2 separate regions of the Homo sapiens genome follow, and region 1 is linked to region 2. A link is an interaction called in ENCODE POLR2A ChIA-PET data of the cell type or tissue named here. Cell type or tissue: IMR-90. All regions are shown on one strand. Links, peaks and the distances in the headings refer to the core of each region. The heading gives the core; the rest is flanking DNA. Region 1 overlaps KRT79 (keratin 79). Region 2 has its middle 11 kb from the start of KRT18.

Region 1 (2,910 bases), core at 93-2,592, 110 kb before region 2:
TATTGAGAAGATTATGTTAAAAGTTTGCCCCCGTGCCTGGCCCATCAAAAGCACTTAATAAGTTGAAGCTAGTATTAATTAAAGTGTCAAGGTTTTAGGCTGGGTGCGGTGGCTCACGCCTGTAATCCCAGCACTTTGGGAGGCCAAGGCGGGTGGATCACCTGAGGTCAGGAGTTCAAGACCAGCCTGGCCAACATGGCAAAACTCCATCTCTACTAAAAATACAAAAATTAGCTGGGCATGGTGGCAGGCACCTGTAGTCCCAGCTACTCCAGTGGCTAAAGCAGGAGAATCGCTTTGCAGAGGTTGCAGTGAGCCAAGACTGTGCCACTACACTCCAGCCTGGGTAACACAGCGAAACTCCGTCTCAAAAAAAAAAGTGTTAAGGTTTCATCTTCCACCAATGAGGTTGCACTGGTGAATTCAGGTCAGACCTCCATGGAAAACGCCCAGTGCTGTTTATAGTGTATGCAAACTCTCCCTGCCCATTGGCCACCTCACCATTTCATAGAGTTGCTGCAGGAAGTCAATCTCCTGGGTCAAGGTGCCCACTTTGCCATGCAGATCCATCCGGCCCATGTATGCTGCATCCACATCCTGGGGACGAGAGAGCAAGACAGATCCTCAGGCCCCAGGGATGTCCCCTCTCCCCGAATCAGCCCAGTACCCTGGCAGCCAAAGGACCACCTCCCCCACTCCACTCGGCTCACCTTCTTGAGCACCACAAACTCGTTCTCTGCAGCAGTGTGCTTGTTGATTTCATCCTCGTACCTGTTACACATGGGAGACTCAGGCCAGGCTCAGCCTGGCTCTGCCTTTCAGGCATGGGACCCACTCAGCCTTACAGAAGCCCTGATGGGTCCCTCACTGATCAAGAACACCTCTGGGGAGCAGTTCTTTAATGTAGCCAACCAGTGAAGAAACATGGGGTCTGCCTTGATTTAAACATTCTCTCTCCCCACCCCATTTTAGGGAAAGAGGCACAGAATTTGTGCAATAATATGGCAATCAAGAGCTGCCATCTCTTTGGATCCAAGCCCTTAGGAGGCTTTAGAGGGACAAGTGAAGATGTGTCAACAGTGGCTGACCTTTACCATCACTTTCAACAACACAGTGTCATTCAAACCAGCTAACTCCTCCCCAACCACTTTTGATGAGATTTTAAGGTTTAGAAATTGCCATGGTCAATTTATGGGAAAAGTCATTTTTAAATGTGCGTGTTTAAAAGTTATAAATACGCATATCAACCAATTATAATATATAAACCTTTGGAGCTTGAGTCAAATAAGCTGTATTTTTTAAATTTATGACATGTATGGGGTCACTGGAAATTCAAAACTGGCTGGATATTTAATGATATTGAGGAATTATTGTTTTAAAATTTTTTAGGTGTGATTATGCCACTGTATGTTTTACTGAGTCATAGATGAACTACATTCACATGCAGATATATGAATATAACTTGTAAAATATTAGTGAATGAAATGACAAGATGTCTGGGATTTGCTTCAAGACTACAAGGGAATCAGAACACGTAGAAAAAGGCAAAGGTAAAAAAAAAAGACTACACGGGAAGAAGGGAAGTGGGGAGGTGTAAAAAATGCAACAAGATTGGTTATGAGTTGATAATGATTAAAGCTGGGTGACAGGAACATGGGGTTCATTATACTATTCCCCCTACTTTAAAAACTTTTTTAAATTACAAACAAACCTGCCAATTCTCCAGGTGGCAGCAGGTGCTGGACCTGAGCACCTGAGGGAGCCAGCTCTGTCTGTGCATCCCCCAGGTGGGCCTGGGACCCTGGGAATGGGGTGGCCCTCTTGGCAGGTTTCCCACTGCCCCTCCTCACTCCCACATGGCCCCGCCTGGCCTGCTCTCCTCACTTGTTCTTGAAGTCCTCCACAAGGTCCTGCACGTTCCTGAGCTCTGAGTCCAGCCTCCCCCGCTCGCTCTGAAGTCTGTCCAGCGTGCTCCGCATGCTACCCAGGTAGGCCTCAAAGAGGGGCTCCAGGTTGTTCCTGGTGACACCCAAGTTCTGGCCCTGCTCCTGCAGCAGTGCCCACTTGGTCTCCAGCACCTTATTCTGTTGCTCCAGGAACCGCACCTGAGCCAGAGCAGAAAGGGTGGGCTGATGTCACCCTCCGGTCACCAGAGGAGCCAAGGATGGGGTCCATTGCCACCTCCCCTCCAAGGCCAGGGCAACATAGGGACGCTGCAGCCGCACCTACACTTTGCTGTGGGGAGGCACTCCTTAGGGGAATAGACTGCTGGAAACGACCGTCCAATCTGATGGAAAGAACTCTACCAAGTTAATAAGCACAAAAGCCCAGCTCAGTAGCAGTACCAATTTACTAGTTGGTAACCTTGGTCGAATCATTTCTCTCTGAGTCTCCCTCTCTCACTTGTCCTGCATAAACTGGACTAGATCTATGTTTCTGACCCCTAATTCTGCATTAAAATCATCTGTTTAAAATGTAAATCAACTGTTTAAAATCACACACTTTGGGAGCCTGAAGCTGGAGGAGTGCTTGAGCTCAGGAGTTCAAGACCAGCCTAGGCAACATAGCAAGACTGTCTCCACTAAAAATCAAGACAATTAGCCAGGTGTAGTGGCATGCACCAGTAGTCCCAGCTACTCAGGAGGCTGAAGTGGGAGGATCACTTGAGCCCAAGAGATGGAGGCTGCAGTGAGCTATGACTGTACCACTGCACTCCAGTCTGGGAAACAGAGCAAGACCCTGTCTCAAAAAATAATAATAATAAATTAAGAAAATTGGTGAACTGGGTGAAAGAGTATACAGGAGTATGTTGTACTATTCTTGCAACTTTTCTGTAAATTCAACATTTTTTCCCAAAAAAAACTTTTTTTAAAGTACCAATGTCTGAGCCCTTCCTCTATAGACTCAGAA
Region 2 (2,910 bases), core at 278-2,777:
GGCAGCCTGGATCTTCTGGGCTCAAGTAATCCCCCTGCCTCAGCCTCCCATGCCTGTAATCCCAGCACTTTTGAAGCTGAGACTACATGTGCACACCATCACACCAGACTATTATTTTATGTTTTGTAGAAAAGCGGTCTCACTATGTTGCGGAGCTAGATTTCTTCTGTTGTTTTTGTTGTTGTTGTTGTTGAGATGGAGTTTCACTCTTGTTGCCCAGGCTGGAGTGCAATGGCGCAATCTGCACTCACTGCAACCTCTGCCTCCCAGGTTCAAGCGATTCTCCTGCCTCAGCCTCCTGGGTAGCTGGGATTACAAGCATGGGCCACTATGCCCGGCTAATTTTTTTGTATTTTTAGTAGAGATGGGGTTTCTCCATTTTGGTCAGGCTGGTCTTGAACTCCCAACCTCAGGTGATCCGCCCGTCTTGGCCTCCCAAAGTGCTGGGATTACAGGTGTGAGGCACTGTGCCCAGCTGCTAGATTTCTTAAATACAGCATCAAAGCATAATCCATAAAATAAAAACTTGATAAACTGGGCTTTGTCACAATTAAGAACTTCTCTTCAAAAGACATTAAGAGAATGAAAAGATAGCCACAGACTGGGAGAAAATAGTTGCAAATTTCATGAAGAAGAACTTGAATCCAGACATATTTTCAAAACTCTCAACATTCAATAATAAAAAAGAGACAACCAAATTTTTTAAATGGGCAAAAGATCTGAACAGATATTTCATCAAAAAAGAGATACAGGCCGGGCATGGTGGCTCACACCTGTAATCGTAGCACTTTGGGAGGCTGAGGCGGGTGGACTGCCTGAGCTCAGGAGTTTGAGACCAACCTGGGCAACACCGTGAAACCCTGTCTCTACTGAAATACAAAAAACTAGCCTGGTGTGGCAGCATGCACCTGTAATCCCAGCCACTTGGGAGGCTGAGGCAGGAGAATTGCTAGAACTCGGGAGGCAGAGGTTGCAGTGAGCTGAGACTGTGCCACTGCACAATCCAGCCTGGGCAACAGAACAAGACTCGGTCTCTAAAAAAAAAAAAAGAGAGAGAGATACAGATGGGGCAGGGTGCAGTGGCTCAAGCGTGTAATCCCAGCACTTTGGGAGGCTGAGGCGGGAGTATTGCTTGAGCTCAGGAGTTTGAGACCAGCCTGGGCAACATGGCAAAACCCTGTCTCTACAAAATATACAAAAATTAGCCAGGCATGGTGGCATGTGACTATAATCCCAGCTACTCTGGAGGCTGAGGCTCAAGAATCACTTGAATCCGGGAGGCAAATGTTGCAGTGAACCAAGATCCCGCCACTGTACTCCAGCCTGGGTGAGGGAGTGAAACTCTGTCTCAAAAAAAAAAAAAAAGAAGAAGAAAACAGGCCGGGCATGGTGGTTCATGCCTGTAATCCCAGCACTTTGGAGGCCAAGGCAAGTGGATCACCTGAGGTCAGGAGTTTGAGACCAGCCTGGCCAACATGGTGAAACCCTGTCTCTACTAAAAATACAAAAAAATGTAGCCTGGCATGGTGGCACACACCTGTAGTCCCAGCTACTCGGGAGACTGAGGCAAGAGAATTGCTTAAGCCCAGGAGGCAGAGGCTGCAGTGAGCCGAGATCGTGCCATTGCACTCCAGCCTGGGCAAAAGAACAAAACTCCATCTCAAAAAAAAAAAAAAAAGTTGCCAAAAATAAAGAGATACAGATGGTAAATAAGCACATGAAAAGATGCCCAATATCATTAGTCATTAGGAAAATACACATTAAAACCACAAGATACCATTACACACCCACTAGAAAGCTATATATATATATATATATATATATATATATATATTTTTTTTTTTTTTTATATATAAGGTCTTGCTCTGTCGCCCAGGCTGGAGTGCAGGGCCATGACCTTAGCTCACTGCAACCTCTGCCTCCTGGGTTCAAGTGATTCTCGTGCCTTGGCCTCCCGAGTAGCTGGGATTACAAGCATGGACAATGCCCAGCTAATTTTTTGTATTTTTAGTAGAGCTGGGATTTTGCTGTGTTGCCCAGACTGGTGTTGAACTCCTGGCCTCAAGTGATCCGTTTGCCTCGGCCTCCCAAAGTGCTGTGATTACTAGTGTGAGACTCCACATCCAGCCTAACTTTTGTTTTTCCTTTTTAATAACAGGCCAAGCACAGTGGCTCAGGCATGTAATCCCAGCATTTTGGGGGGCCGAGGCAGAAGGATCACCTGAGCCCAATAGTTCGAGACAAGCCTGGGCAACAAAGGAAGACTCCCCTCTCTACAAAAGAATTTTTTTTTTTTTTGAGACGGAGTCTCGCTCTGTCGCCGAGGCTGGAGTGCAGTGGTGCGATCTCAGCTCACTGCAAGCTCTGCCTCCCAGGTTCACGCTGTTCTCTTGTGTCAGCCTCCCGAGGACCTGGGACTACAGGTGCCTGCCACCAGTCCCGGTTAATTTTTTGTGTTTTTAGTAGAGACGGGGTTTCACCGTGTTAACCAGGATTGTCTTGATCTCCTGACCTCATGATCCTCCCGCCTTGACCTCCCAAAGTGCTGGGCTTACAGGCGTGAGCCACCGCGCCTGGCCTACAAATGAATTTTTAAAACCAGCCAGGTTTAGTGGTATGGGCCTGTAGTCCTAGCTCCTGAGGAGGATGAGGCAGGAGTATCACTTGGGCACAGGAGTTCCAGGCTATAGTAAGCTATGACAGAACCACTATACTCCAACCTGGGTGACAGAGCAAGACCCTGTATCTTAAAAAAAAGTAAAATAAAAAATAAAAATAAAAAAAGGACAGACAGTACAGAGTGTTGGTGAGGATACAGAGCATCATGTTACTGGGGGCATGCAAAATGGTACAGCTACTTTGGCAGTTTCTTAGAAGAATAAACTTGGCCAGGCATGGTGGTTCACGCCT

The links. ChIA-PET counts read pairs that join two places held together with the same protein. Peaks named below come from ENCODE experiments on the same cell type or tissue, not always from the same donor. Only the 100,000 strongest peaks of a DNase experiment are listed, where the experiment ranks them.
Region 1: POLR2A ChIA-PET joins it to region 2 with 5 read pairs; 4 of 35 experiments call an interaction of 5 or more read pairs at or near these places.

The regions. Positions count from the first base shown.
Region 1 is chr12:52,829,522-52,832,431 of GRCh38, forward strand. It overlaps KRT79 (keratin 79), which reads right to left. Exons shown (of 9, transcript NM_175834.3): 2 at 1,885-2,105; 3 at 711-771; 4 at 502-597. Among named protein-coding and RNA genes, the nearest start is that of KRT79, 3.3 kb to the right of the region's middle. In IMR-90, for the core only: no CTCF peak of the experiment used is centred there; no DNase peak of the experiment used is centred there; H3K27me3 peaks cover 411 bases.
Region 2 is chr12:52,936,338-52,939,247 of GRCh38, forward strand. It overlaps a transcript of KRT8 not described here. Among named protein-coding and RNA genes, the nearest start is that of KRT18, 11 kb to the right of the region's middle. In IMR-90, for the core only: no CTCF peak of the experiment used is centred there; a DNase peak (open chromatin) is centred at 1,744.